4 separate regions of the Homo sapiens genome follow, and all the other regions are linked to region 3. Evidence: chromatin loops called from intact Hi-C (ENCODE). Cell type or tissue: gastrocnemius medialis. All regions are shown on one strand. Region 1 has its middle 180 kb from the start of LINC01117. Region 2 overlaps LOC401021 (a long non-coding RNA gene). Region 3 has its middle 47 kb from the start of MIR1246. Region 4 holds the start of MTX2 (metaxin 2).

Evidence for each region. Hi-C counts contacts between places; a loop is a spot of excess contacts. Peaks named below come from ENCODE experiments on the same cell type or tissue, not always from the same donor. Only the 100,000 strongest peaks of a DNase experiment are listed, where the experiment ranks them.
Region 1: it touches region 3 in a loop (3-fold over the local background); 6 of 110 quality-filtered maps call a loop at or near these places.
Region 2: it touches region 3 in a loop (17-fold over the local background); 95 of 110 quality-filtered maps call a loop at or near these places.
Region 4: a loop joins it to region 3, with 2.6 times the contacts of the local background. A loop is called at or near these places in 10 of 110 quality-filtered maps.

The regions. Positions count from the first base shown.
Region 1 is chr2:176,811,813-176,819,812 of GRCh38, reverse strand. No RefSeq gene overlaps it. Among named protein-coding and RNA genes, the nearest start is that of LINC01117, 180 kb to the right of the region's middle. In gastrocnemius medialis, a CTCF peak has its summit at 4,843 (motif pointing right); no DNase peak of the experiment used is centred here.
Region 2 is chr2:176,137,504-176,145,503 of GRCh38, reverse strand. LOC401021 (a long non-coding RNA gene) reads right to left here. Exons shown (of 2, transcript NR_148241.1): 2 at 5,113-6,507. Among named protein-coding and RNA genes, the nearest start is that of HOXD-AS2, 4.4 kb to the right of the region's middle. In gastrocnemius medialis, CTCF peaks have their summits at 4,654 and 4,854 (motif pointing left); DNase peaks (open chromatin) are centred at 4,585, 4,863, 5,233 and 5,663; H3K4me3 peaks cover 3,228 bases; H3K27ac peaks cover 3,593 bases; H3K27me3 peaks cover 1,280 bases.
Region 3 is chr2:176,550,541-176,558,540 of GRCh38, reverse strand. No RefSeq gene overlaps it. Among named protein-coding and RNA genes, the nearest start is that of MIR1246, 47 kb to the left of the region's middle. RefSeq lists a silencer at 2,386-2,680 and an enhancer at 3,766-4,060. In gastrocnemius medialis, a CTCF peak has its summit at 3,890 (motif pointing right); DNase peaks (open chromatin) are centred at 3,970 and 4,700; H3K4me3 peaks cover 1,412 bases; H3K27ac peaks cover 1,138 bases.
Region 4 is chr2:176,266,147-176,274,146 of GRCh38, reverse strand. It overlaps MTX2 (metaxin 2), which reads right to left and starts at 4,705. Exons shown (of 10, transcript NM_006554.5): 1 at 4,478-4,705. The coding sequence starts at 4,517. RefSeq lists enhancers at 3,811-4,436, 4,437-5,064 and a silencer at 4,769-4,858. In gastrocnemius medialis, CTCF peaks have their summits at 4,264 and 4,482 (motif pointing left); DNase peaks (open chromatin) are centred at 4,466 and 4,726; H3K4me3 peaks cover 2,084 bases; H3K27ac peaks cover 1,390 bases.

The DNA.
Region 1 (8,000 bases), 260 kb before region 3:
CTCCTTGTTGCCTGTCTTGAAGTGAACTTCTACTTGATGATATTTAGAGCTCATTAATTTGTCCCAAGGAAGCTTATTGTATGGCAGTTTAATGACAGAAAACTGTTTTAATGCAAATGGACATGTAATCCCACTAAGCCACTCTGAGGGTGTAAATTTAAAACAATTGCTAGGAACTGACACCGGAGTTTAATAAGATGGAGGGCTAGTTTCTAGATCCCGGTACGCCCAGGGGACCCTGCTTGGACACCCAGCCCTGGCGGTTTTAGTGCAGCCCTCAGTTACCATGGCAATTAAAAATGTCAGGGAGCTTACTGGAGCTCCTTTCAGGTGGTGGGGATCTGAGCTCTGGAGGAGTGGGGGAATGCAGGGAGGAAATAAGTTTCAGCACAGAGAGGAAATGAAGGGTGAGTGGGTGTCTTCTGCTCATTACTCCTCAGGGGACAAGGTTGGACAAGATATGACTGAGACCCCAGGAGGTCACTTTCTGTCCTGGCTTAGTATAAATGCCTGATCCAGGCAAACTCCCACAGACAGAGCACAAAGCCTTACCCAGGACCCCACTTCTCCCAGCAGGTAAAGGGGGAAGCCTGCTTCTGAGGGGTTGGTTGGAAATGAGGCGGAGGCGGGAATTGTGTTTGAATATTTACTAGATTATAATGCTGTTGGATACTACATCATTCATCAGAGGGCCCTGAATAAGGTTATTATGGGTGAAGTCATTTTTGTAATAAAGTTGGCTGTAACTCTGGGTCATAAATCACAGGTTCTGGTACTAAAAAAATTGCTAAACATGCCTCTGTTACCACATACTGTCCTCCTTTTAAATACTTTGATTTTACTACAAATCTCCCATTGACTGAGCTGGGGGAAATACACACAATGAGCAAACGATTCCTTCCGTCCCTGGCAGCAGCCCTGCCAGCATCGGGGCCTCCTGGAATGATTTCCTGAGGTGTGATGTTATTTATGGTGTGCTTTCTCTATCAAAAAGGCAAACAGCATCCCAAGTGACCCCGGAGCATTTGCATCATTGCTTCTCTTGCTAATTGATTCATCCCCTGGCAGGGCCTGAGACACGGGCTGTTGGCTGGACACTCGCTCCCAGCTGCATATCCTGTGGATTTAAGGTGCATAAGAAGCAAAGATGTTAATAAAATCGTTAAATGTCAAAACTGAAAAACCCACACCCATTCAGAGTTCATCAGCTCTTCTGGAATGATCTGTAAAATACCATCTCCTCCCCTTGTCCTTTTCTCATAACCTTTGTTATGTTACCATCTTTGTTATGTTACCTTTGTTTGTTACCATCTCCTCCCCTTGTCCTTTTTTCATAACCTTTGTTAAGTAAGGAGATTAAGAACTGTTATTAACGACACTGATTGTTTAATTTCTTTCATAACTTCTTCCTTTCAAATGAGAGTCCAGTACAGAATGAAAAGGAATGTTATCATATGAAGTGCATTTCAGACGTAATAAAGCAGAAAGGAGAGGGTGGCCCCAGTGGCAGTTGTAAGAGGGATGAAGTGTGGATCTCTATAGCTCAGTGGCTGCAAAGCAGAAAATGAAGATTGTAAAAACGTCACATAAAGAAAAAATGCACAGTGGATTCGTTTTGTGATGCCCATAATTCAGTAATGCCTTTAAGTAGCTAGAAGAAATATAATAAATGTTTTTCCACAACATTGATCATACTGTATCAGAGGAAATATTAGTGTGCAGGGAGCCATGATTATACTGGTAGTAATTCTCGGTGCAGAAAACTAGTAGAAGATGGGACCCTTTATAGGCCGAACTTTTATTGGCTGCAGTTATTTACCTTTAAGAATACGCCTAATACATTGTCCTGTAGCTAAATATTTTTGTGAAAATTCAAACCAGCACTATCAGTAAATCAGAAATCCTGCCACCATTTTATAGGATTTATATATATTTTTCCCTGCAGATGCTCTCATATGTTCCAGAATACAAAAACCAGCCAACTGACCATGTAAAAATTCTAGAAGGCCTGTAAAACAGATTCTTCTTCTGTATTCTGAACCTGGATAGGAGCAGACAGGTTTATGGCATGTGATTCCATCCAAATGCCACCTGTATATATAACATCTCTCTAAAGAAATTAAATGGATTATTAGATTATATACCATAGTAAAACTATACCTGGAGCTGCAGGCCAGGAGAAGATATGCATGTTGTGCAACTGCTTAATTTTTTTTTTTTTGTCTTGAAACACTGAAGAAAGCTTTGCAAAACAGGCTTTTTCTAAATTTAGGGAGGAAAGAATGGAACTGATTCTTCATGCCAGCCTCTTGCTCCTCAGACTGGCAGGAGCTGGTAATGCGGTGGCTGTGGCAGTGTGGGTGCAGGAGGCCCTGCATGCTGAGGAGAAGTTTCACCTTCCCTCTAGATGGGCTCCAGCTCGACTTCAGAAATCATCCAGTCAGGGTTCCAGGGAGCACAAGATAAAAGCTAGCCCAGCCAGACTCCTGCAGAATTAAAGGGAGAGGTGAGACCCGGGCATGCTAATCTTCCATATATCCCAATGAAGTCGTGCTGTGAAAATGACTAAGAGAAGCAAGAAGCCAGAGCAATCTCCGAGGGAAGGTACTCTGAGAGCAGTGTGTAGGAGGGCGGTATTTGACTTCAGTATCTGCATAAGCCAGCTTGCAGTTCAAAGCCCTTGTTAAAGCAAACCAACCTGCTTAAAGGCTGCCGACTCACCTGCTCTGTCTCAATGCACCTCTCCCCTAACTCTCACTGACACAAATGGGTATCATTTCTCAGAGTGAAAGGAGGCTATTCCTTTCTCTTTGTCCTAGGGCTCTTTGCTTAATGCAAATAACAGGCCTCATGCACACATGCTCTACCAATCCAACACATTTTCTGTGTGTGTGTGTGTGTGTGTGTGTGTGTGTGTTTATGGAGTTACATATCGATTTTAGTACCTTCTATTGGAGTTGATGTTTTAATTGTTTTATTTGTTTTGTTTGATTTTTTCTTCTCCTCCAGCAAGCAAGAAATGGAAGAGGGCGCCTCTAAGTTCTTCCCATTCTGAGAATGTTTATTTATTTATTTATTTATTTAACTTTAAGTTCTGGGGTACATGTGCAGAATGTGTGGTTTTGTTACACAGGTGTACACGTGCCATGGTGGTTTGTTGCACCCATCAACCTATCACCTACATTAGGTATTTCTCCTAATGCTATCCCTCTCCTAGCCCCCCATCCCCCCAACAGGCCCCGGTGTGTGATGTTCCCCTCCCTGTGTCCATGTGTTCTCATTGTTCAACTCCCACTTATGAGTGAGAACATGTGGTTCTTGATTTTCTGGTCCTGTGTTAGTTTGCTGAGAATGATGGTTTCCAGCTTCAAAAAGGCAGGTGATTGAGGGAAGAAAACCTCCAACAGTTAGGGATTCTAAGGTTGAGGAACAGCCTGACACAGATGACAGTCTATCTAGTGTGGCTTCTGGGAAGTTGGTGTGCTGTCACCTGGTGTGCTCAGCATTGACATACAAGCCAATATGACATCACAGGCTTCTGTTAAATTTCCTCCTCATCATGGAGGAGAGAGATGCTTTTGAAGCATGTTCCTGTAAGTGGTTCTGTTCTAGGTACTTTGTGGTAGTAGCAGTTGTTTTCAATGTTTTATTTTTATTTTTTGAGAAAGGGTTTCACTCTGTTGTCCATGCTGGAGTGCAGTGGAGTGATCACATCTCACTGCAGCCTTGAAGTTCTGGGCTCAAGTGGTTGATCCTCCTGCCTCAGCTTCCTGAGTAGCTGGGACTACAGGTGTGCCAGGAGGATTTTTTTTTAAGTGAAAAAATTTTATCTTTGCCTTAGTTAATTTCCTGGCAGTTGAAGTGCATTTTAAAACGATAATTTCTTGGCCAGGCGCGGTGGCTCACACCTGTAATCCCAGCACTTTGGGAGGCCATAGCGGGCAGATCATGAGGTCAAGAGATCGTGACCATCCTGGTCAACATGGTGAAACCCGTCTCTACTAAAAATACAAAAGAATTAGCTGGGTGTCTAGTCCCAGCTACTTGTGAGGCTGAGGCAGGCGAATCCCCTGAACCCACAAGGCAGAGGTTGCAATGAGCTGAGATCATGCCACTGCACTCCACGCACTCCAGCCTGGTGACACAGCAAGACTCCATCGAAAAAAACAAACAACAAACAAAAATTTCTTTTGGAGGCTAATATCTCCATTGTCAAACCTTAATAAAGATCAATGTATAGTCATCTTTCTTCTCTCCTTCCTTTCCCTCCCTTCTTCCTTTTTTCTTCCCTCCTTCCTTCTTTCCTTCCCTCCCTCCCTTCTTCCTCCTTTCCTTCCTTTTTCCCTCCTTTTCCCTTTCTTTCATTTTATTTTCCTTTCTTCTTTCTGAATCCTTATTTCTCTTCAATGACTTAGAAAACATCTTAATGAACTTCTTAGAGCAATTCTGCAGCAATGAACATGTTCAGGATCACAGATGCCTTTTCTCCAGTATTTACTGGTAAAATGCAGTTCCCACTTTTGCTGTGTGTGTAGTATGCACACCATCCCATTTATGCCTGTAAAAACATCCAGGTGTGCTTAGGAGGGCCAGAGAGACCCTTGGAGAGTAGACTTACTGTAATTTTAGTAAAATTAAAAGACAAGAAGATAATAATAGGACTTAGGAATTTGCTTAGTAGATAAACAGAGTGCATTTTGCTTTACTTGGTATATAGTTTGAATTATTGACTTGCATATTGCCAAATAAAAAATATAGACAATATTGGACAACACAGAATATTTGATTATAATATAAAACATTTTATATTTTAAAATGAGATACACTTGTAATTATCTCTACAACCACTGGATGTCACTATTGCATATATCAGGCAGTTAAAAACTTCCTATCTAGAGAGAGAATCTGAAACTTATTTTAAGAGCTGTCAGTCGCCACCTTGGTGCACTACCTTTTGATGGAACATGCACTATCGTGCTAAAATGACTCTCTTCCCCATTCCATGCAGTCAGCCCAATTTTCAATTATGCCACTTTACTGGGAATTCTAATTTACACAGGATGAGATTCCTCAAACACAATTATTTTCTTCACTATATTTAAAAGGAATATGGTACTTCTATAATAGTTCTCAACATTGTGTATTAATTATAATGAGCACATTTTGGACACTAAATGGTGTGAAGTGAAAACATAACCATAAAATAAGCTCGATTTATAAAATACCCCCAACCCCTGCTAATTACTTACAACAATTTTATATCTATTTGCTCATCTGTCTTCCCAGCATCCCTGGGAGGTTACCTGCTTTACTACTTTTATGAGTCAAAGTTGACCTGTGAAGTAAATTGAATCAAGTAATTATTTGCACAGGCATTCCAGGAGTAAAGCAAAAGCAAACATTGAAAGTGTGTTCCAGACAGCTAATTCCAGTTTGCAAAAGTTACCAGTTCAGATTTTGGTAGTTCTGTGATTTTTCAATTAGTAAAAAAAAAATCCTCAATTCATGGGCCTTTTAACTCTCCTTTTAAAGATTCATTTAAAAAAAAATCTGGGCCATTTTGTGAGGCTGACGTGATAGAGAAAATAGGTCTTTTTCCAAGCTGAAAAAAGGCTGGCCCAGTTCAAGTGCTAGTTAGAGCAGGACCAGGAAAAATAATGTGGTGAAGGAATTTGAACAATGGTTTGCTTTCCCTATAGTTAGAAATGGCCAGGAGCTTCCAAAGAGCTATCCAGTTTAGTTTCTTTCCTTTTACTAAAACCCTGGAGTCGTTTTCTTCAACTTCCTCACATGCCCTTGCAGCTCTGGGGAAGCCAGAGCTGTTCTTGAAGGACTATTGGCCTAGATTTAGTGGGGGAGGGGAGATGCTCTCTGTTCTAGTGAATTATCAGAGAGCTGTGTTGCTTGCCATCTATGGGATGCTTTGATCCAAAATTTTAGTCATTGTTTCCACATTTAGGGGCTGGAATGCACATCAAAGAAGTGGGTGCACGGAATTTACTGAATGCCAAAGAAGTACAATAACATACAGAGGATATAAGCAAATCCCAGTGGTAAAATTTGCTGCCAATTCTTGCACATAATAGAGGCCCTAAAGTGACAGTCTATCTTTGACAAATGCATGATATCAATGCCAAGGGAAGGAACTAGCATGCTGAAAGGTGAATAAAAGAGTTGGAACAATTCAGTGGACTTACACATTTCCTCAGTGTGTTTTCACACAACAAGGAAAGCAGATGACACAAATGCATGAGGTAATCATAAGACAGGGCTGCAAACTCACTAGCTGTTTTAAACCAACCTGGTTCTTTCAGGATCCAGCTCTAAAGATGAGAGTAAAATGTGATTAGAAATCATTCATCTTCTGGAGGAAAAAAATGGAACAAGGAAAGTGAAAATAGCTTTCTTGTTCTGTCTTGGATAGTTCCAGATTTTAGAGCCCATATGTTGTTTGCTATAACTTCCTCGCCTCCCAGGGCCAATGCATTCGAAACGCTTCAGCTAGTGTACTTCACTGAGTAGTCTTGGAAGTTAGGGCTCATTTGTATCCATAGTCTTTGTTCAAATATGGATTAATTTTGGCTAATTTCAGTGGGTGCATATAAAGTAAAACGCACAGAACTGAAACTACTGAAATCAGGCCTGTGTGTGATCATCTAAAAATCTACTTTTCAAGCTCCTTTAAGTTTTATTTTTGAAATAAAAACAATAAAATGACAGTAAAAAGTTTCCAAAAGCATTGACATTATGAGCAATTGCTAACCAAGGCTATTCCCAGAATGATTGAGCAAAATTTGGATATAATTCTAGACAAGATAACTGCCCGGCAGTGCCAGCTATAAATACTCCATTCAGAAGGTGATTTCACTATGATCCTATGGAATATGTCCCTTGTCTCTAGGGCTGGGTAACCACGTGGATGCATATTATGCTATTGTCACTAGGGCTGGCATTGGAGGGCAAAGGCAGATTCTTGTCCTCAAGCTTTAATCTTTATACTATGGAGATGAATGTGTAAGACCTGCCGTAGGTTGCTTTAAAAAACCAGACTGCGTTTGGATATTTAGAGGAAGGGGTCTCAAAAATGCCATAGTACATAGAAATAGCCTAGAGGGGTCATGGGCACAGCTGGTAGTGAATCGGGTATAAGCAAGATCAAGATCTGTGTATTTATTTGCAACTCTACTTGCTTGAGCCAGAAATTGTGCCAGCTGCAAATCGAGCCAGCATTTCTGTCCTTGGCTTTAGACAATTAGAGCAGATTTGCTTGTATACACCAAAATCATTTCCAACACAGCCCCCACAGTTCTTTGTGCTTCTTACAAAATTTCCTCTATGGCCTTGCACTGCATAATAAAGGAGCTCTTGGAAGGATCCTGGTCTGTTTACTGTGCATGTTAAGTAAATGCAATGATTTTCATTATTTCAAACTCCATAATGAAATGACTGAGTGCCCGGCAACATTAGATAATGGACAAACAACTATTCAACTGGCTGGATGAACCATGGCTCTCTCGCATTAAAAGTGTGATATTTATGAGTTAACTTAATTATAGAAGAAAATATTGAGTAGGTGACTGAGTAAAATGATGACTGTGTATTACGTTTTTGCCATGCAGCTGGATAAACATATTCGACGACAGACCTTGGCAAGAACTGCAAAGATGCTCTTGACAATGGCATGAATAAATATTAGGTGTTATCTAGAATTCACCACATTTGAGGTCGTGCGCAAAGCCAGGTAAGTTTTAACAAAAAAGAATTACAGCAGAAGCCATGTGTGCACACTAGGACTATGTAAGCACTGGAGTCTTTTTCTGCTGCCTAGGGATTGCTCTAACACTCATTCTCATCCACATCACCGAGAGATTTTCTAAATCATTACCTTTGTTTGCACTCTAGGAGTGCACTGTAGCATAAGACCCAGGTTTTAGGAATCTCGTGGTAAATTTTTCAATGACATGCACTTGGAGAGAAAAGAAATACTTTACCTAGGCTAT
Region 2 (8,000 bases), 410 kb after region 3:
AAGCCTAGGAAGTCAGATGTCCCCACTCCCATGGTGTCTCCAAGCACAGTGATTAAGGCTCAGGAACTTTGGGGGCTCAAAACTGGGTGGGAGTTTTAGGAGCACTACCCCCACACCCACACTGCTGCCCCCACCAGGGAGAGAGCCTAAGAGAGGAAGAGAGAGTAGTACACTGCCGCTGTCCTGCTGAGAAAGCCAAGGAAAGAGCTTGGGCCTGAAGCTGCTCTCTAGGAAAATGTGGCATTCTCTGCTTGGGGGAGGCTGGGGTGGGGGTAAGAGAGAGGGAAAGATGCCCTCAGCTCCCACCAAGGAGCATAAATAAAAAGAGAATTGACCCCCCAGCACCCTTCAATAGCCCACCAGAGTTGCCACCAAACAGTGTAAAAACGTGTGGTTTTGACTATTCTGATGAAAATAATGGATGTTCTGTGGAGATTTGTAGAGCACACACACATATGATTTCTAAATCAAATTCAGTTGCAACTGTTCCCATCAGAAAGACCCATCAAGCCCATAAAAGAGATCCCTTCATACAAAGATCTCTTTGCATCCCAATTTCCACCCATTCTACATGCATTTTCAAACCCATTTCCTGATTTCACTGTCATTAGCTAGAAAGCAGGGGGCTATTAGCCTGGATTGTAAGGCATCCATTTCTCCTTTTTTTGTTTCATTAGCCATGTAGGAAGATATTTTTCTTTTATGGTTGATGGCATCTGTTTTTAAAAATGGATAAACTCTTCAAAACATGTTTCTGATTCTGGTTAGCACTAGATGAGCAGCTGTAAAATAATAATAATAGTTTGAGGGGTTGAGAAGAGCTTTCTTTATTTTCCTGTAACCCCGGCACTTTGGGAGGCCAAGACAGGCAGATCACAAGGTCAGGAGTTTGAGACCAGCCTGACCAACATGGTGAAACCCCATCTCTACTAAAAATACAAAAATTAGCCGGGTGTGGTGGCGGGTGCCTGTAATCCCAGCTACTCAGGAGGCTGAGGCAGGAGAATCGCTTGAACCCAGGAGGCAGATGTTGCAGTGAGCCGAGATCGCACCACTGCACTCCAGCTTGGGCGACAGAGCTAGGATCTGTCTCAAAAAAAAAAAAAAAAAAAAACCAAGAAAGAAAGAAATTAATCATAGTACATATTAGTTTCCAGGCAATTGTGATGAGCTTTTTATGAGAATGGGGTAACGAGAAGATAAGACTGAGGAGAAATAGTGTTTGAAACAGTGATGGGTACCCAGTTAGGGCTAGGTAGACATTCTTTGAACAAACGGTGATGAAGCATGGTGACTGAGACATGCTTGCAACCTTTATTGTGGCCTACACAAAAAGATAAAATTACATAGCCTACTCTGTATATTTAGACAATAACGGAAAAGTAGCTGTGAGTAAAGAAAAGGAGAGACGAAAGGAATATATTGAGGCAGACATCATTTATGTCCTGATCTTAGGAAAGCGAGGCAAAGTGATTAAAGAGAGAGTAAGGGTCCACCTTCTCATAATCTTCTTTTGTCTCCTCCTTCCCCTATTCCTTTTCTCCTCCCCTCCTCCTGGTCTTCTGTAGATGAAAGAAAGGGTGAAATGGGGGAGAGAAGCTGAGTGGTGGAAAGAGCAGAGCTAGCATGTGCCAGTTTGTTGGGGAGTTTCCCAAGAACTTGCAATGGTTGTGGTGATAATGGAAGAGGCAGTGGGGAAAGACAAGTTGAGCCTTCTTAAAAACCTAGAAGGAATTAATTTATAGGTAAAGTGGGACTGTAGGTACTGTCCTTCCCCATGTGGCTAAAAAGAGCCTAGGAAGCTCCCATGAGATAGGGCACCTTGTAGGGCTCCTCCAAACCCTGGGAGCCAAAGTAGCTCGCAGGAAGGAGGAGAGAGTGAAGGGGTCCCGGGAGGAAGCAGCTCTACTCCAAAAGTAATGAAAGTCAGCCCTCTGCCCACCCTAAGGGCCCCTGCTAGGTGGCTCCAGGAAAGAATATTCTCATTTTGGCTCTTAAGAGGCCTTTTGCCTAAAGGGGGGTGGAGCTTTCCTCTTAAACTAAATGTTTGTACAACCAGAAGAGATAGGTGGGGCTTTGAATACCTGGCCGGGGCAGGTGGAGAAAGAAGACTGCCCAGGGCTGGTACTTAAGGACGTAGTCTGGGGGTATAGCCAGAGAAGGACTGAACAGGGAGTCCCCAGCATGAGAGAAACATAACTCTATATTCCTGGCACTATACTCTATCACCAAAACAGAAACATTTCTCTCCCTGCCCACTTCCCTCTGCCCCAGTGGAGTCACTCATTGGAGCTCTGGCTTGAGGACCCAGGGAGGCAGAGGTGACCCCAGACAAAAAGGCCAATAGTGAGAGAAGAGACCAAAACAAAAGGGGAGGGGGCTTGGAGCAAGATGTTTGAGAGCAGAGCGGAGGCTAGAAATAAGGCTCCAGTGGTCCCAAGAAGGGCAGAAGAGGCTAAGGTGGCTACCTAAGTACTAGGAGAACCAAGATTTGTTGGAACAGGAGGTGCTGCCCTAGGCTGTAGGCAGAACACTGCCTGACAAGGTTGGTAGCAGAAGAAACTGTACGTTTTGAGGGAAAATCTGACCCAGGAGGACTTCCTGGTTAAGCCAAGCAAAGCAGCTTGGCCAAGAGCTACTAAGTCTCTCATGAAAAAAGTCTGTAGCCAGAAGTCATGGACCCAGAACTAAGGGTGAGGACTTATCCCTCAATTCTCCATTGACCCTTCCAATTCTTTTAAATTCCGTACATCTTTTATGAAGAGTTATAAAAATACCCTTTCTGGCTACAACCCCCACACATGTTGGGGGCAGAGGCTCAGCTGCTGCCCTGGAACCCAGATCCTGGGGCACAAGCAGTTAAAGGGGTGAGAAGGGTTGGGGGGAGTGGAGGTGGGGCTCCTCGGCTTCCTTGGCTGTTGTTGGTCTTTTGCTTTCCTACCCTGCCCTAGATTTTAAAAGACTAAGGAGGGTCCTTGCCCTGGGGCTATAGAATAACAAGAGGAACAACCAGCCCAGTGGGTGTGACTGACAGGACAGGGTGGTGATGGAGAAGGTGATTGCAGGAGCTGGATAAATGGGCCTGCTCTCAGGAAAGACCTGAAGCCATCTGTGGGAGTCGAAGATGTGCCTGTGTGAATGTGAGGCCTCCCCTACCTGATACCTGCCCACTGAGGAGTTAGGGCCACTTTCTGCCTGGTGTAACCCTGATACATTTAGGTGCCAGACACTGAGACCCAATGGGCCAGGACTATGTGGCCCACAACAGCAATAGGTTAAGTCACGGAACTATGTTCTCCTGAGTCTGCTACTTCCTGTGTGTTCAAGCCTGTCTTCTCCTCCATAGAATTCAAAAATTTGGTGAGTGAACCAGGGGTCTTTTGCTCTAAAAGTCTAGGCCTGATTACTCAGCAAAAGGGGGATAATAAGAAACATGTATGTATTGAATACTTGGTATGTGGCAAAACACTGGTTTAAGTACTTAACCAGTGAGTTAAAGGTACATAAAGCAGTTAGAATAGTGCCTGACATATAGAATTGCAAGTAAGTAAAAATTCTCATAGCAACCCTTGAAGGTACTCTTATCCCTCCTTTTCAAAGAAATTAACAGGTCTAGAGAGTTGCAGTACTCGCCTAAGGTCACGCAATAGGTAAGTGGTACCATGGCAGTCTGAACCCACAACCTGCTGTCTTTGAAATCTGTAAGCCAAAAGTTAAGGGATCCACGGCCTCTTCCCTAAAATGTAAGTATTCAGTCTATAGGGTGGTGACCTTAAAAACCACAACCCTGGATGGAACCCTAAGAGCTCTGGGGGATGCTTAGTTGTAGGGTTAGAGGGAACTTGATCTTTGGAGAACAAAGGATCATAAAAGGAGCAGGAGAGATAATTGACCAGTGGTTCTCAAACATAAGTATGCAGCCCAAGTGCCCTGGGCGGAGGAGTGTTTACAAAATGCAGGTCTCTGGGTACCATATCTGGATATTCTGATTCAGTAGGTCTGGGATAGGACCCAGAAACCTGCATTATAAACAAGAGATTTGATGCAGGTCTTCACTGAGAATCATTACCCTAGAGAAGGCGGTGGGGAGAGGGGGACAAAAGACTGCATTGCCAAGAGATAACGGAGGATCAGTGGGATTGGGTCAGAGCATTATTTAAGTAAGGTGTCGCTGGCTCTTGAACCTGGTGCGAGGAGTGCCCAGTGGAGCCCACAAAAGGCCTGAAATGAGCGAAGTGGTGATAGAAGAGTGGTTGGGTGGTGTGGAGTAGACATGCGCATCTGGCTAGTTCTCTTGAGCTGCAGAGCAAATGGGATTTACCCAAGCTCTGAGTCTCCAGGGAGTCCCAGGACCCAGGTCCTGTTCTAAGTGAGCAAGGGCAAGGCCCATCAGCCTGTTGGAGGAGGCACTAAAGGATGTGCTTTTCAAGGCTGTCCATTCTGGGTACCAGGAATCCTGGGCAAGGTAAATGACGAGACCCACGGCCCAGCGGGAGGGGCTGGTTGGGATCCGCGGATTGGGCCCAGCTTGCCCCACACAGGATTCAAGTTGCTGCTCCTACAAGCGCAGCACGAGGAAATCGCGCCCCCTCCGGGAGCGCGGAGAAAGCGAGGTGGCCCGCCAACCCGGAACGGCCCTAGGCTCCCAGGCCTCGGAGCTGCTTCCACTGCCAGTCTGGGGAAAGGAACCCCTTGGGGGACGGGGCGCAGCACCGTCGACCCTTGTTCGAGGCCCCACACACTTGGCGCGCGGAGGTAGAGTGCGCGGGAAGGGAGGAGCGGGTACCGATCCCTCCGCTCCCGCCCTCCCCGGCCCGCCGCAGCCGGCGAGACGCTTGTCCTACAGCGCCTCCTCCTGGACGAGGCGCCAGACAGCAGAGCAGGGAGACCACCAGCCCCGGAAACCTGAGGCTGGGACTTCCTCCGGCAGGCGGAGGTCTCCCCGCACCAGAGGCTGGTTCTACAGTGTCCCCTGGGGCGGCTGGAAGGAGCAAGAGGGACCTGAGGCCACCTCTCATCCCCTACCCCCCATCCCAGGACAAACAACAAGCTCGTGGCCCAGAGGCGCTTGTCCCCCATTATTTAAGCGAACCCAGGCGGGAAAAGCCCTTATATGTCCGTTCATTTATTTGTTTATTTATTTATTTATTTGACTGCTCTTCGCCGAGCTGCTGCCCCCCAGAGCCCTCGAATGTGCTGTGCTGGCATAACAAGATCCGGGAATGGTCAGGCCGAAGGATTGGCCTGAAGTGTGGCGGTTTGAACAGGCGCCAGGAGAAAAGGCCTTTTCCCAAAGTAGTAGCAGCAGGCTGAAAAAAAAAAATCTACAGCCTTCCCCGAGGGGCAAATATATGCTATATATATATATAAACTGGAAAGAAGAGTGTTTCCTTTGGCCCTCGTCTCGTATTTTCAGCCTATGTCTAGCGTACAGATTTAAACTGGGGTGAGGTGATAAGTCATAATGATTGGAAATGTAGCCAAAGGTAGAACTGTTCAGCTATACAGGGAAGGCTGAGATAAAGGCAAGATGAGTAGCGAGCCTTGACGGAGGGAGAATGGAAAGATCGGGTGTATCTTCCTGCTCGAGTCCACTCGCCCCCCCCCACCCCCCCGCCCCCACACCCGTGCTTTGCCGATCGAATTCCCGGGCTAGGCCATTTCACTGCACATGCGCTGGACCTCTGGCGCGGGTGTGTGGCGGGCGCTGCGGGACCGTGAGCTGTGCGGCCGGCTTGCACCGCGCAGTGCGGATAAGGTACCGCGCACTGCTTCTACGCCTGGATGCAGAGGAGCTTGGGAACCTCATCTCAAGAAGCAGGAAACACACTTTTCTTTTTCAGGAAAACATGTATTAAAAGCTTCAACTGTCCTTTCTGATTTGCAAACCCTATTCCGCCGAACAAGCAGCATCTCCTCGTTGCCAATGAACACTCTGAAGGTTGTTATGTGGATCAGAAATGTCACATCTTGGGCACCGCTTCCCTTTGAGTCGTTCTTCAAGGCGGGGAAAACCATCCTACATCCAGAGAGCACAACTTCTCCCTCATTCTGCAAAACTATCAAGTCTAAAGGACCAGTCCCTAGAAAGAGGGCATCTGTTCACGCCATTTCCGAAAACGTGACCCTAAATTGAATTTAAGTTGAAATTCTGAGTTCTTCATGGCTTCTCCCCAGCTTCCGGTGCCCCCGCATACCCTACCCGGCTGCCTGGCCGCCGCACTGCGGCAAGGCCGTAAATACCTCTAACAGCTGCCTGCCAGCCCAGGGTGAAATACTGTCTTTGTTCGATTTCCCTTGCCTCTCTGATTCAGAAAACAGAACTCTGGCGAAATTTATTTGTAGAAACATCTGACGGGAAAATACGCTTTGTTTTCAGCTCTCGTGCTTGGCCACATTTATAATTTCGAGCTTCGTCTTTCTCCTGGTCCTCGCCAGAGATCTCAAGCCCAGTTCATGGCCTGACCCGTCGTCACCAAGGCCCGGACATGCTATCGGCTCCCTGATCTATGAGAGAACAGAGGTTTGGGCCAAGGACACTGGGAGTTATACTTCTGGGCTTCTCAGCTCTCAGGGTCCCAGCGTTTTAAAATTTCGTTTCATTTTTTGGTTAGGTTAACAGAAACAATGGGGTTATTTCCGGTAGTGGCAACAGCACGAACTAGTTTTCTTGTGGACTAATGGCCCGAGAGTTCCTGTGATTTGTGGATTATTTCCCTTAGATGCAATCGACCATTTCGTTCCAATAAGAATTAATGCTACCACGGGGCTTACAAAGAACCCCTCAAGTCTTCCAAATCTGCCCATGACATCAACCTCTGCTGCGTAATCGGACCTGCACCCAACCCAGGTTTTTAGTCACTCAAGCGCGCTGTGCTACAGAACCAGGGAAAAGCACTGAAGCTCTGAACATAGAGCTTGGCCATCAGGGCCACACCCCCACACCCACCCGGGTACCATCCGACCTAGGGACTCTTCCTGCTCCGAATCTACCTGGCAGGGCCTAGAAGCCACTATCCAGGTGCCTGCTTTTCAATGGGGAATGTTTTTTACCCCGATCAAAGAATGACCTCAAAGGTCATTGTACTGTAGTAGAGAAATAATTACAAAATACAAACACTCCAAATAAAATAACAATCACTCAAGTTTCTTATTTGTAAGTGATCAGAGTTAGTGATCCAGGATAATTTGCAGGCATCAGCTGGCCACAAATCGTGGACCTCCATTTTGAAATGAGCATGATTCCATCATTAATTACGAAAAACACCTTTCCACAAAGATGACATGTTTTGTTCAGAAACTCTTTTATGGCCCACGTTGTTACATTGGAATTTTAAGGGAATAATAAGTTAGGATTTACCACTGGGTGCTTTGGGAACCATACCCTTGCCTTGCGCAGGCAGTCTCATGCGCAATGCGGCAGACTGTCCAAAGGTTTCATTTCACAATGTTCATGAGGGAATAGGCAATAGGATTTGCGAACTGCATCCGCAAGTGCCATTCAAAATCAGTGGGAGAAAATAGCTTTTTTTCTTCTGCAAAGGATTTTCTTTTATGCATATTGTTTCAGTTCAGCAGTTTTGAAGTTGAGGGAAGAATGTTGCAATGTAATATTTATTAGCAGGTGGGAAAAAAAACACAACCCATCAATACATTTAGAGAGCAAAAAGATCTACTCTTTTCCTACTCTGGCAAATAAGAAACACACGATGTTTCAACACAGAGATGTCTTGTATTTCTCAAAGATCTATTGGGTTTTTACCAAGACCTGCACCATATATTCTGATACCATTACCTCCCAAAACATGGATTCATTTTGTGATATAAAAGAATCCAAATTCACCTGACGGATTATCATATGCGGGAAGAGCCTATCTTGAGTTGCTTAAAAATTTCTCTAAGAACTAGAGAAACATTTAAAAATATTTAAAATTCCATCTCATACAACACAAGGCCCAATAAACCATCAACCCTAGAAATTAACCAGCATCAGTCACTAA
Region 3 (8,000 bases):
CTTCATGTGCACACACACACACACACACACCCTATTCCCCCATGCTTATTTTCTCTCATGTATTGCCTCTTAATAAAGAAAATTCCCATCTCTTTGTCTTTTTTTTTTTTTTTTTTTGGACAAGGTCTTTCTCTGTCACCCAGGCTGAGGTACAGTGGCACAATCACAGCTCACTGCAGCCTCGAACTCCTGGGCTCAAATGATCCTCACGCTTCAGCTTACTGAGTAGCTGGGACTACAGGCGAGCGCCACCACACCTGGCTAATTACAAAAAAAAAAAAAAAAAAAAAAATTATAGAGATGGAGTCTGGAACTCCTGACCTCAAGGGGTCCTCCTGCCTTAGCCTCCCAAAGCATTGGGATTACAGGTCCCATGAGCCATTGTGCAGAGCCTAAACACACTTCTCTTTTATTTTGTCTATTTCTGTTTCCTCCATTCATCCCCAGAATGTAAGTAAGTCCATGAAGGCAGGGGTTTTTACATGTTTTGTTCCCTGCAATTTCCCCAATACCTAGCATAGTACCTGGCACATAGCATGTGCTCATTTAACATATATTGACTGACTGAATGAACTAATCATAGAATCAATTAAAATGTTTAACTCTGGAAATGGACATTCCCCATTCTTAAAACATGGAGTCTTTTATTCCATCTTTACACACTTAAATTTCAAGCACGTTTTTGGAAATGCATTATGTCCAAAAGTAGGGTACTGCCAGTATTACTACTTAAAAGTAAGTGCTAAATTTTAGTAGATTTAGCACATTGAAATAATTATTTCAAATTATGCACCTCAGGACATCATGGAGACCTGTACAGCAGCAGTCCCCAGCCTTTTTGGCACCAGGGACTGGTTTCCTGGAAGCCAATTTTTCCACAGATGTTGGGGGGATGGTTTTGGGATGAAACGGTTCCACCTCAGGTCATCGGGCATTAGTTAGATTCTCACAAAAAGCTTGCAACCTATATCCCTCCCATGTGCAGTTCACAACAGGGTTCGTGCTCCTATGAGAATCTAATGCTGCCACAGATCTGACAGGAGGTATGGCTCAGGCGGGAATGCCTGGGACTCCTCTCTATCGGGAGCCTGGAAGTGAGGTGGAGGAAGCGGGGACCACAGCTGGCTGTGCAGCATAGCCAGTGGGTAATCAATGCAGGCTTTCCTGTGAAGGGACCAGGGTAGGCTGAGTAGAGCCTTACCCAGTGAACAATGGCCCTGAGATCCTATGTGAGGGAGAACCACCATTTCAAAGTTGTGAAAGACTATTTCTCTTTTGCATGTAGAACAAACCATATATCTGAAGGTTTTTTCCTAATATATACATATATACTATTGGCGTAGTGTCTCACTTGCCCTTGACTACAAAGTGTTTTCCTGTATTTTCAGTTTTCTCTAGAAATTTCCTGAATGATATCTAAGAAAATTTCTGTATTTAGATAGCAAACTTAGGAGGACACATAAGACCCAAGAAGGCCAACTGACTTGCCAAGATCACACAGCTGGAAAGAGACATATTTACATCAGGAATTTAGCATCACAATTTCCTCACGAGTGAGATTTCTGCTCAACAGACACGTTGCATTAGAATGATACCATGTATTAGCACATCATTTACTAATAAATACATTTCATTAGACGTTCAAGATTGAGAGTGACTTCCAGAGGAAAGTCTTATGTAGACCTTACAGGGCACATTTATAAGAATACATAGTTCTAAAGCATTCATTTTGAGACAGAAGTCTATTTTAAGTCATGTGGAGCATTTCTAATTAACTTTTATCACCTACCCAATATTTAGAAGCTGATACCATAAAGAAACTTTTTAACACTTGCTTTATAAAGATAACACTGAAAAGGACTTGGCCATCTGCTGAGCCTCTTTTTCTTCATATGGGAAACCTAAGACACTCAAAGTTCACATCATATCACAAGTGAGTTCGTGCCAAAGTCAACACTAGGGCACATCTCTGACTCCCAGTCCAATGTTCTTCTAGGTATCTCCTCCTGTCAGATTGCCTGCTTGGACAGATGAAAACAATCATTAAACTGCCTTTCAGTTTTCCTTACTTCGGAGTAGCTAATTCAAATCACATTGATAATCTGTATTACCCAATATGGTGTGACTTTTCAGATATTCAAGTATTGAAGAAGTAAATTGTCTAAGAAAAACCTAGCAAGGAGGGTTGAAAAGAGCGGAAGTGACTTGTGCCAAGCCTCTCAACTGGAACTGGTCCTGTCCTTGGGACTCTAGAGAGTGAGCCTGGCCTTGGCTGTCTGAGGTTCCCAGAAGAAGACCGGACCTTGAGATCTGAGGATTGGTGCTGAGCAGTGCACTTTGTCAGCACCTGTAATTCCTTCATCACCCAGCTCAGTGCCCAATAATATTTGTTGATTTAAATCTGTATCAAATACAAAACAGAGTTGGAAAAAACTCTATCTGGTGTGTTAGAGCAGGGGTCCCCAGCCTCGGAGCTGCGGACCGTCCCGTTAGGAAGTAGACCGCACAGCAGGAGGTGAGCGGCAGGTAAGTGAGCTTTACCACCTGAGCTCCGCCTCCTGTCAGATCTGCAGCGGCATTGGATTCTCACAGGAGCGCGAACCCTATTGTGAACTGCGCATGCGAGGGATCTAGGTTGTGCGCTCCTGTGAGAATCTAACTAATAATGCCTGATGATCTGAGGTGAAACAGTTTCATCCCAAACCATCTCCCCCATCCATGGAAGAATTGTTTTCCATGAAACCAATCCCTGGTGCCAAAAAGGTTGGGGACCACTGTGTTAAAGGGCAAGACATTAGATGAGTTATCATTCTTCTTTTATTAATTCTCCCCTGTTGTCCTTTTAAATTAATGTAGTTGTTAAAAAAATAAGTAGTATCTACTGCATAAGCAATTAACACAAGGCAGACCCATAGAGTTCAGTAAATGTGTGTGACGATGATGACATATACATGCCTTCTTTCTGCCGCAGACAAGGTGCCTGGGCTCAAGCATATATTTCAATATTATAAAGGGGTAGCAGAAGGTATCTTTGTGGCGATGAACCAATTTTTTACCTTGTTTGTAGTGGTGGTTCATGCATCTACACGTGATAAATTGCATAGAACTATGCACACATACAAATGCATACAAGTAAACGGGTGAAATCTACATAAATTCCACAAATTGTACCAATGTCAATTTCCTGGTTTTGACGTTGTATCACAGTTATGTAAGATGTTACCATTGTGGGAAACTGGGTGAAGGGTACACAGGGCTTTTCTGTACTATTTTGTAATTTCTTGTGACTCTATAATTATTTAAAAATTAAAAGAAGATTCAAGGTTTTTCTTTTTTAACCACTAAAAGATTTCATTAAAAATATAAATGTTTTTGCTTCCTCACTTACCGAAAAAAAAATTCTTAAAATAAAAATTTTCACCTGTTTCTGGAGACTACATCACTAAAGTGGAAACCATTTTTTGCCAGTAAATGTGGTTCCAAGAATTTGAGACGGATTATGCAAATGACTGATTTGTACTATCATACATTTTTAAATACTTTAAACATAACAATTATAGGTGTTGAAACTTAAAACATTGATGAACAGCTGTTAACTTTTAAAATTATAATAAAATTAAAGTGGCCATCATTAAAGAAAGGAAAACCAAGCACTCGTCTATAGAAACTATTTTTTAAGATACAAAGCTCCAATATGTTCTTAAGAAAAAAAATGCACTTGCCTCTTCTCCCAAGTAATATATTTTAGCTTCTCATTATGAATAATCCATCTTTCTCTATGTTCATGGAAGGAGTAAAGCTCAGTCTTTATTTGCTTCTACAGGAAATTTTATTTTCTGTAGAAAGCTAGTCAATTCAGAATAAAGGGACTAATTTATATTTGACCACTAGGTGTCACTGTTGATGGTGGCGTGGGCGATAAGGAGGGGGAGGGGAATTGAAAGCAAGCTCAGGGGATTTGGGGGGTTGAGTTTGTTGTTGCTGTTGTTTTTAAACATAAAATGCTCACATCATTGCCATTCTCCCTCTCTAGGTACGGCAGGGTGGTAGGAAGGAAAGAGAGAAGTATGAAGACACAGCTTTGGCAGTGTTTCCGTAATGACTGGCCCTCAGACCACCCTAGCAGATTGCTGACTGCCGAGCCACAATCCCAACAGAAATTGACTCTTCAAGTCCATTTTAATCATTCCCTAACCACCTCGCGGGAAAACAGAAAAACGTCAATGACTCCACGTTGGGAAAGCGAGGCTCTCCTCGGCCATGCCTGCCTAGTGCTGAAGAAATCAGATGAATAATTTATATCACAAAGCAGTGTGCAGGGTCAGCTCGTGTGTGAAGGGGCTCTGAGTGAGGAGCTCTGGGCGCACGTCAGAAACATCATCTATGAGGCCAATAAACAAATCCAGGCGGAAGAGCCTCAGGAAGTGGAATGGGAATTTTTTGTCAGCAAAGATCAGTGAAGTCCAATTTAATTCTGGACTTGGCTGTATGAAATGGGAACGTTTTCAAAGCCCGTGGAAAATCAAACAATGAAAAAGAGATTTTCCTGATGTACTTGGCACAGACTCCAAGGATAGCAAGACGGGCAGTGCTGCCTGGACCCCGGAGGGAGATCGTCCTTATCTTCAGAACAGCCAGGGCCCGATGCCGAGCCTCACGGTCAGGGGTCGGTTCCCGTACCCAGTAGCATACCCAGGATCTGCAGGCGGGGCGGGGCTCGCTGGCAAAGCCCTGCAGAGGAGGCTGCCGTGTGCCCGTGCTATTTCAATCAAGCGTCTCTAGCTGGAGCTCTTATTCTTTCACTTTCCTAAGGGGGAGAAAGTTAAAGAAAACTAGGGAGTTGGAGTGGAAGGGAGTTTTGAGGAGAGAGCCTAAACAAGGGGTACTAACCCCCTTGTAAGCATCTAGAGGAGAATTTTAAAAAATGGAGGAAGGAGTTGAAATACATGGCCCAAAAGTTTTCATATTTGAAAATAGTTCCTTGCTCACTTATGTTATAAACTATTGCATCAAATGACCATTTCTAACCATTGTCTCATCAAATGAGACATTTCTCAGGGCAGGATTAGTAGTTTATACTTAACCACAATCATTGGAGGCAAGTTAGTGGGATAATCATGTAATAAATTAAAAAAATAAAAAACAGAAAAAGAGGTAAGCAACGAACATCGAGTGCCAACTACACGTCAGGTATTATCCTCAGTGTTTTCTGTGCATCAACTCATTTAATCTTCAAACAACGCTACAAAGCAGGCACTCATATTATTCCTATTAGAGATGAGAAAATGGAGAGAGAGAGAGGAGGTCAAATGGCTTGCCCACGGTCGCAGAGCCTGTAAGCGGCAGACTACCTCCAAGTCACTCAGCAGCAAACATAGGTCTAGAACTCAGAGCTCTGACCCTTACCACCCAGGCTCTCCTTATGGATCTTTTACCATCTTGTGCCCTGTGAAATGTCTACCAAGTTCAGATCCTAACCACTGAGAGCCATAAAATGTATGCACAACAGAATTTCTCTACTTGCTACATTCTGACAAAGTACTACACCAAAAGATGGAATGCAAACTAGGCTGTGAGGCCAGCCCTTGACAGGCATGCCTTTTGTGGCTCACAGCTTCAACTACTACCTCAGGCAAGCCCTTGAGACATCTCTCTGGACCAACTTCTCTTCATATAGCCACTTAGTCTCTGGTCAGAGTCAACTAGCTATATGAGACTATAGATCAAACATTCATTGTGATTTACACGAAATTAATTTCCAGAAAGTGTAAGTAATGGTACTTTGTATGAAAACACATATTTTCCAGGAATTTTTTATTGCCCATGACACACACACTAAGATTTTGCCAAAATAAGTTCAAGCCAGTTGTGTAACTGTACTCAAAATAGCTGAGGCTACATAAAATGTCTTTTGGGCACTGACTCAGGGGGAAAAAAAACAAATGTGCTCCTTAATAACCCTGGTAGCTGTACTGACTCTAACAGATAATTTTCTAGTCCAGCAACAGTATTGCAGTTTGTCATTAATAGATGTGAGGAATTTCTTTAGTTGGAATGAAGCCACAATTAGTAGATGTCCTTTACCCCTACACCTGCACCGCCCCTCCCCCTCCCCCCAAAAAGAAGCAGCCTCTGGAAATAAACCCAGAGGAAGTATTCACTCTGGAAAATAAATGCGAGTATCAAAGTACAGTCAAAGTTTTTGTGGAGGTTCTTATTGTATTTCTTTTAGGATAGACACTAAGCATGAACAATGGGATGATCTGTCAGACTTATCATTCCTGTTGCACTTCCAATGAGCCAGGATTATTTCCCTACCAATGATTTGCCTAGTGCATTAGGTAGGGCTTTCTAGAGAAACAAAACCAGTAGGATATATGTATAGTGTGTGTATATATATATATATGATGGGAATTGGCTCATGAAATTATGCAGACCCAGAAGACCCGTGATATGCCATCTGCAAGCTGGAAAACAAGGAAAGCCAGTGCTGTAATTAATTCTGAGTCCTAAGATGTCACTGAGGGATGGGGAATGGGAGGCACTTGTGTGAGTTTGAAGGCCCCATAACCAGGAGTTTGATGTCCAAGGGCAGGAGAAGATGGATGTTTCAGCTCAAAGAGAGAGAGGGAATTCATCCTTCCTCCATCTTTTTCTTCTATCTGGGCCCTCAAGAGATGGGACAATGCCAGCGCATATTGGTAAGGGTGAATCTTCTTTGCTCAGTCTACTGATTCAAATGCTAATCTCTTCTGGAAACACTCTCACAGACATACCCAGAAATAATGTTTTACCAGCTACCCAGGCACCCCTTAACCCAGTCAAGTTGACACATAAAATTAGCCATCACAACGAGGAAGTAAGGTTCACAACCAGAATTAAAAGGACTTTAGAATTAAACTGTCTTCAAGTGGCCAAAGAAACTTAACTTTCAAACTTCCCCTAAATTCTGATAAACTTTTGAAAAACGTTTTCTCTTTTATTTTGCCACATACATATCCAGATGCCAACACCACACTATTACCTGGGAAATGATGACAGAAAAGGAAAAATTAAAAATAAACACAAAATGTTTATTAAGATAATTATGATTGAATACAAAGTTTCAATAAATTAATTCTTCCGTATTCATGAAACCCAACTACAATAGACAACTGTCAATGTAAGGCAAGTCATTTTTCATTAGTGATTGTGCTTTATATTCATATTTTTAAGAAATATTATTGGACTCTGCTATGGACTGAAATGTGTCCCCCATCCCCAGTTCATAGGTTGAAGCCTTAACCCCCAATGTGACTGTATTTGGAGATAGGGCTTTTAAGAGGTAATTAAGGTTATATGAAGTCATAATGGGCCCCTAATATGATAGAAGTGGTGTCCTAAAGAAGAGGGAGAGATCTTTCTCTCTTTTTCCACACACATGTACCAAGGAAAGGCCATATGAGAATATAGCAAGAAGGTGGCTGTTTGAAAGCTAGGAAGAGAGCCCTCTAGAAACTGACCCTGCTGGATTTTAATATGGAATTTCCAGCCTCTAGAATTGTGAGAAAAATTCCTGTTGTTTAAGCTGCCCGGTCTATGGTAATTTGTTACGGCAGCCTGAGCTCCTCCTCCATCAAAGACATTACCAAGTGCCAGTCCACACTTGTGTTGGTTCAGATGCAGTCCCTGTCCTCTTGGAACTCATACTTTGGTTGAGATGACAGATATTAAACAATTGTAAAAATGACTATATATTTATCAGGTAAAACAAGTGAAGCTGACAAATCAACGGGTAAATTTGTAAGAGCATGACAGGATTCAGTTTAGTTTGAGGGGCCAAGGAAATAACACTTAACCGGAGCCTTAGAAGTGAGTGAACAATTAGCCAGATGATGAAAAGGACAGAAAGTTCTAGAGAGAGGAAACAGTATTTGCAAAGGTCCCATGGCAGGAAAGAGGATGATCATGTGGAAAGAACTGAAATAAGTGAGTGGAGTGAGAGCAAAGGGGGAAGGACA
Region 4 (8,000 bases), 280 kb after region 3:
GAAAAAAAAACTAGACAACAAACCTTTCTCATTTGACAGGAAAAAAATGTCAGGTAGACTTACATTAAATGGTTAAAACGGTGCCCAGAGTCTTAAAGGATGAACAGGAGTTATTCAAGCAAAGTGCACATCTCAGGCAAGGGGCAAGGAAAGAAGTGACAAGACATGAGGCTGTCCTACTGACAATGAGAAACCAACAAAATGTTAAAACAAGAGGAGGTTTTTTTTTTTTTAAGGAAAATTAAAATAAAACAAAACAAACAAAAAACCCACTGAGGCTTGCAGTGTATGGACTCTACTGGAAGGAAGCCAGACTGGAAGCAGAGAAATCAATTCAGAGACTACTATGGTTATCTAAGCAAAAAATGACAAAGCTTTGAACTAAGGTAACAGCAGTAGAAATGGACAGAATAAGTCCTATTTAGGAACGATAACTGAGAAAAGTTGGCAAGGGAAATACTGGTAGTAAGGAGATAGAAGCAGTTCACTTAAACTGGGGAGTTCAGAGAAGACTTCTAAAAAGATATCCTTATGAATAAGGATCTCAAAGAAGTCACTTCAAGAATACCACAGAGAGATGCCAGATATCTTTAAATGTTTCCAAAAGAAATAATCAGTGTTAGCTCATGTCCACAGGAAGGAAAGGTAATAAGCAAAGTGTTGGATACACTAAAAATTAGAGCTCTCAACTACAAAAACAGATTCATAATTACTTAAGTTATAACAGATCTATATAGATACATAACTCCAACCTGTACTACCAGAAACAGAACACTGTGAATAGTTGCTGGATTTGAGTCACATTTATAAGTCATTTACAAGTCAAACACAGGGTTTCCGATAAATTATTACTTTAACCACTGCTATAGTCTGAATATCCCCTTCACAACTCATGCTGAAATGGAATTACCATTCTGACAGTATTAACAGGTGGGATTGTTAAGAGATGACTAGATCATGAGGGCTCCACCCTCATGAATGGATTCATCTCTTTATCCCAAGAGTAGGTTGTTGTAAAAGCAAGTTCAGCCCTCTCAGTCCCTGGCTCTTGCCCTCCCTGGCCTTTCCACCTTCTGCCACAGGATAATGCAGCACAAAGGCTCGCATCAGATACCGGCACCTTGAAGCTGGAGTTCGTTGCCTCCCAAAATGTGAGACTTGAATTTTTTTTCTTTGTAACTTACCTAGTCTGTGGTATTCTGTTATAGCAACACAAAACAGATTAAGGCAGCCTCCTGTTTTCACTTCTTGGCAAAACATAATCTTATAAATTTTAACAATTACAATCATTTAAATTACAAAAGTAAACTATGCTCACTATAGTAATTCAAACAATTCAGAAATATAGTTCCTCCACCCTCTACCAACAATCTATCTTTATTATCCCAATCGCTAGTTACAATTAGTTGAATATTCTTAACATATATAAACATATGTATGTTTATATAGATTTCATGAGTTCATACAAAATAGATATTATTTTATAACTTTTTACTTAATATAACCATAGCTTTCAAGACAACGTATTTAACAGATATACTTCTTCATTTTTGGATCTGTAAAAATGTGACCATACCATAATTTTTGTATAAATGTTTTTGACAAATAATAACTGTACATTTAGGAGGTACAACGTGATATTTTGAACTAAATAAATCAAAGAATAGAAAGAATAAATCAAGGTAATTAATATATCCATCACCGCACCAACTTAAATTTTTGTAAGAAAATTATAAATCTAAGCCTTTAGCAATTTTGAAATATATAATACATTATTATTAACTGTGGTCACCTTGCAGTGCAATAGATCACTAAAACTTTTTCTTCTAGTCTAACAAACTTTGTTCCCTTTGATCAACATCTCTTCTCCATTCCTCTTCCCCATCTCTCACCTCTGTCCCCCTCAGCCTCTGGTAACCACCTTTCTATTCTGTTTCTAGGAGATCAACTTTCTTAGATTTCCCCAAAAAGATTAGATTTTAGATCACTACTTGTCTTTCTATGTCTAGCTTATTTCATTTAGCATAATGTCCTCCAGATCCATCCATTTTATCACAAATGATAGGGTTTCCTTCTTTTTTAAGGCTGAATAGTATTCCATTGTATCTTATATACATTTTCTTTATCCATTCATCCACTGATAAACACCTGGGTTGCTTCCATATCTTGGCTATTGTGAATACTGCTGCAATGAACATGGGACTGCACATACCTCTTAGACAATTTCAATTCCTTTGGATACATGCCCAGAAGTGGAATTGGTGGATTGGTGTACAATAATTTGACATATATTTAAAACATTTCTAGTTTTTCGCTATTACAAATAATGCTGCAATTAATATCATTGTGTATTTCTTTAAGTACTGGTCTTTACATTTCTATCAGATAAACCCCCATAAGTAGAATTTTCAGGCCAGAGAATGTCATTTTAATAAATATTGCTACATTACGTTCCCAAAAAGTAATACTAACTTACAGACCCAATAGTTTGAGAGTAACTTTTCCCCATGCCCTATTAGTACTAGAAATCATATTCACTTTTGTCCATCTGATGGCAGGGGTGGGAGGATGCTATACATTATTAGGGACAGAGAACATCTTTTCATCTGTTCACTGTCCATCTATATTTCACCCTTTTGTGAAATGCCTGTTCCAATCCTTTGTCCTTGATTCTGTTGGTTTGTCTTCTTATTTGTACTAACTTGAGATGTCTTTTATCAAAGTTTTAAAATTTTTTCGGCAATCAAATCTGCCAATTTCTTCTCTTATGGATTATGAATTCTTAAGTTTTGCTTAGGCCTCTTCTGCTATCCAAGGATTATTAAAATAATCTATGTTTTCCTCTAATTATTTTATTACAATTTTGTTGTTTTATATTTAGATCTTTAATCAATCTGGAATTTATTCATGTGGTGTAATGACTTAGTAGTTGTTCCAACACCATTTATTGAATTATCCATTTTTAAATGCTTCCTCCTAGAGTAACAGATCACTACAAATAGCTAAGACGGCAGACAGACAAAATGCCTAGAAATTTTTAAACGTCACTACTTAAAGCAGTATCCAAAGTTTATTAAAAGACATTCATCATTTTCTCATTAAAAGAAATCACATATTAGGACACATGCACACAGTGAACCACTCAACATACACTGTGAAGTTTTTTTTTTCAACATAGTAGCAAACTAAATTAAATCGCTGATCTAACTATATAAGCCTGATTTTGTTTCAACATAAATGGTAAAAGCAGAAATAATCATTGCTTGAAATCTCAAGATTAGTCATTGATTTGGGTCGCAAATATTTATTGAGCACCAACTGACTATGGATACAATGGGGAACAAAACAAGTTTGATCCCTACTTTCAGGAAGCTTGCAATCTAGTAGGAGCTTCTCTCCTCTAAAAAATAATGTTTTTAAGTGAAGAAGGAAAAAAAAGAAATGTACGTTCACACAAACGCAAAGCAGTGAAAAACATTCCGGCAAATTTTATGACACATTCTGTACTTCCCATTTCCAAAATACTATCTTATTACTTCAAATGTACCTATTTATTGTGGTGACTGTCTTCATTACTGTACTCATGTTGAAAACACTGCTAGGGAGTTATGACTAATTCCATTAGCCTCTATCTCAAAGTACCTATGTTTAGTCTCCTCACTTTCTCAACAATATTTAATTTCTTTCATTACAATAAATAAAAACCTCAATAAGAGAAATTACAAACCTATATACATCAGTCATGTTCAGTCCACCGACTCAAAAGTATTTCTTTAAAGTACATGCAGATTTAAAAATTTTCCATGAATCCGCGCGGGCGTGGTGGCGGGCGCCTGTAATCCCAACTACTCGGGAGGCTAAGGCAGGAGAATCGCTTGAACCCGGGAAGCGGAGGTTGCAGTGAGCCCAGGTTGTGCCACTGCACTCCAGCCTCGGTGACAAAAGAGAAACTCCGTCTCAACAAATAAATAAATAAATAACTCCTAGAGTCTTAGCAAATGGCACTACTGTGTCGCTGGGAGACGAAGCAAGAAGTCTGGTGTTCCCTCAACAATAGGTAACAACTGATTAGTGACAGTCACCTTAAACTTTTTGAGTACCAAGACCCAGAAACTGCCACCACTCTTAGACTGAAGCGTTCAGATGCTTGCCCCTGTGGTAACGCCCCCCACCTCAATCCCAATCCAAGGCCTCCCCCTCATACTCCAGCACCTCCCAACTGAATGGGGAGGTGGGACAAAGTACCGCCCAAGGGAAGGAGACGGGACTCCTGCTCCTGCGGGGTGACCTTGGCCAAGTGTCTCCTTCTCAGTTTTCCCATATGTGAGATAAGGTTGGTAGTCCGTGCCCGCCTCCACCATCCGGGCCGGGTTCAGCGTATAATGCCGCAAGGCTGGAGGAAAGCTCCAGCCCTGTACCCCACGCGGCTCCCCGAGACCGCGCCGCCACCTTCTGGGTCTGCGGCCAGCCGCGCTACCTGCAATCTGGGAGACGAAGGCTTCCGCCACTAGAGACATGTCGGCTGGGAGGCCCGGCGCCCGGGTGCCTGCCCCCCACGGGCCTCAGCGTCCTCCACCGCAAACCCGGAGGCTCTCGGCAGTTAACGAGCCTAGCCCCGCCAACGTTCAGACTCGCAAAGCCCACTCCAACAGCAGCGGCGGCTGCAGTGAGGCCCCCAAGGTTACCGCCAGGCCTGGCTAGGGACTTCCGGCGCAGCCGACAACGGCACTCGAGCGCTTCCGCCGGCCCCGCCCCCGCGCCGTCCTACGGGGCGCCGGCGCGGCTAGCTCCGTCCAGCCAATTCCAGGCTCTGCGCTGGGGGCCCGCAGGTGGAAGCGAAGTACCCGACTCGTCTCCCACCCAGGGGACTGGCAGGGGAATCTGGGAGATTTTTAGCGTCCTTTCTGTAAGCCAGAATTTTGTAACCGAGTAACATTTGTAAACGCCCACTGGATACCAGGCACTTATATACCTATATCTACACACACATATATACATATATACACACACACATACACACATATATAATATATACACGTATATATGTACACATGTACATATATACACATATATACATATATATACACATATATTCTATTTGACTTCGTCTTCTCAACAACCCATTAAAGTAATAATATTATCGCCATTTTACGGATAAGAATATAGGCTTAAGGAGTTTAAACTGCCTGCCCAGGCAGTCCTCCAAGGACCAGATTCAAGGCTGCATGAATTCCCTCTATTCCATTATATTGCTGGGTTGATTAGTCCGTGGATAGACATTAGTGTTTTTTGTTGTTGTTGTTTATTCAAACATGCTTGGCAGAAAGGAGGCTTGAGCAGCGCCTAAGCCAGAAGGTAATTTGTCCTTCAACTCCATACACCCGAAATGATGCTCAGCTTGGAGAATAAGATACTTTAGTTTCACACACTTCTCACCTTTCGGGGGTGAACGGGGCAGGAAGAGGAGAAACTAAATTCCCTGAGTAACTTTGTCTTAACCTAATAGCTTCTTAAATTACACAATTAAAGAAAAATCATATGCATTACAGATTGGTGGTATTACAAGTGGGACAGGCTTCAGAGCTGGTAACCCAAAGCCCCCTTCACTGATGAGAAACAAGTTCAGAGAGGTGAGGTAACTCATTTTAAATCACACAGTAAATCAAAAAGTCAGACAGCTTACTAGGTTTTTGCAGAGGAAACCTGTATTCTAAGAATTACTGTCCATGACATTTAGAAAGCTATATTTCCATTCTTTATATCCGTAGATCTCTATTACTGTTCATTCTGCCTCCTTAACTAGCGTGGTTGGTTTCCTAGAGCTGCCAGATTACCACAAACTGGTTGGCTAAACAACAGAAATTCATTCTCACAATTCTGGAGGCTAGAAGTCTGAAATCAAGGTGTCAGCAGGGCCATGCTGTCTTGCAAGGCTCCAGAGAAGGGGGTTGCCGGCAATCTTCCATGTACTTTGGCTTGTAGATACATCACTCCAATCTCTGCCACCACATCACACGGCATTCCCCCTGTGTGTCAATGTGTTCAAATTTCTCTCTTCTTGAGAAATAACACCAGTCATTGTGTTAGGGACCCCCACCCTAATCCAGCAGGACCTCATCTTAACATGATTTCTTTTCTTTTCTTTTCTTTTTTTTTTTTTTTTTTTTTGAGATGGAGTCTTGCTCTGTCACCTAGGCTGGAGTGCAGTGGCGTGATCTCGGCCCACTGCAACCTCCACCTTCCAGGTTCAAGCGATTCTCCTGCCTTGGCCTCCCAAATAGCTGAGATTACAGGTGCGTGCCACCATGCCCGGCTAATTTTTGTATTTTTAGTAGAGACCGGGTTTCACCATGTTGGCCAGGCTGGTCTCGAACTCCTGACCTCATGATCCGCCCGCCTTGGCTTCACAAAGTGCTGGAATTACAGGCGTGAGCCACTGTGCCCAGCCCCATAATTTTTTTAAGGTTAAGTCATATTTTCATCTCCCTCAGCAAAAGGAAGCTTCTTAAACAGCATTTAAATTTACCCAATAATTTACATTGACATAAACACAGCAGCGTCTTAGGAAGTAGTGTCTTCTCTATAGCTGAAATTCAGAGTTGACAAGCAGCTGTGAATAGTAGAAATACAGGGAAGATAATATTAATAGGTTTTTCTTGTTTGTGCAGAGAGAGGTAACACTGATAGTAAAGAATACATGAGATCCAATTTCCTCCTCATCCCATAGGTATTATTGACCAAGAGAAATGAGCTGTTCCAGATACTTTGTTATCAATCAAAAGAAAAGCTTTCAGGCCCTGTCTGTTCTCCTCACAGTGGAGAATTATGTATAACTGTAATAATGAAGAAGACATATCATCACTTTAAGTTCTATTATTAATTTTGGTTTGTCATTTTTATAAAGCTGAAGACACAATATTTTGACTACTTTTTGACAGATTTGAAGTTTAAGATTTCTCCATATCATAGGGCCTGTGTGAGAACTTGAGCCAAAGTCCCTAGAGAGTAATGAAGATTCAACTGGGGAAACCAAAATCAAACATATCCAAAGGGTAGAAGTGAGCCCCAAAGTGGAAGAGACTGGAAAGAGCCAGAGACTGGACACAGATGCAAGAGAAACAGAGCAAGATTAGAGGCAAAGTAGAATGTGCCCTTAAAATTTAAGTTAAGTACCCATGGCTTGATGCATGATACATGCATGAACTGAGCTGGCTGGAAGGTACTGGTTTGGGACTGACACCAATCATCTTTATTATGGCAAGTGCCTTAGTCCATTAGGGCTGCTATAACAAAATATCTTAGTCTGGATAATTTATAAACAGAAATATACTGCCCTGACTTTCGGAGGTTGGAAAGTCCATGATCAAGGCACCAGCAGATTCAGTGTCTTGGGGGTCCCAGTTCTCACAGATAGCACCTTGTACATGTCCTCACATGGCAGAAGGGCAAAAGGGGCAAATAAACTCCCTTGGGCCTCTTTTATAAGGACACTAATCCCATACATAAGGGCAGAGCCCTCTTGACCTAATTACCTCCTAAATTCCCCACCTCTTCTTAATACTACCATAGTGGCAATTGAGTTTCAACATATGAGTTGTTGAGGGACACAAATATTCAAGCCATAGCAGCATGCTTTTTAGAAAAAAACAGAGATGTGCCGGGGGCATTGTCGATACTCAACTCTTTCTTCATTTTAGCCAGGGAAGCAGAATCATCAGCACCATATGGATTCACTTTTTCCCCCTGACTGATGGTTCTTTTGCTTCCCACACAGGCACATTTAGGCTGGAAAGAATCTGTAATGTGGGAGGTCTTTATTACTAAAAATTAAGTTCAGTAAAATGCAGATGTCTTTATGGTGCCCACAAATAAACTGTCTTTGTAATAAATAGCCAACTGGAGAAAATATATTTACGCATCTGTATTAGAACGAACGGCAGATTTAAAACTGAAGATCTGTTTAAGATCACCACAATTGAGGGAAATACAAGAAAACAAGC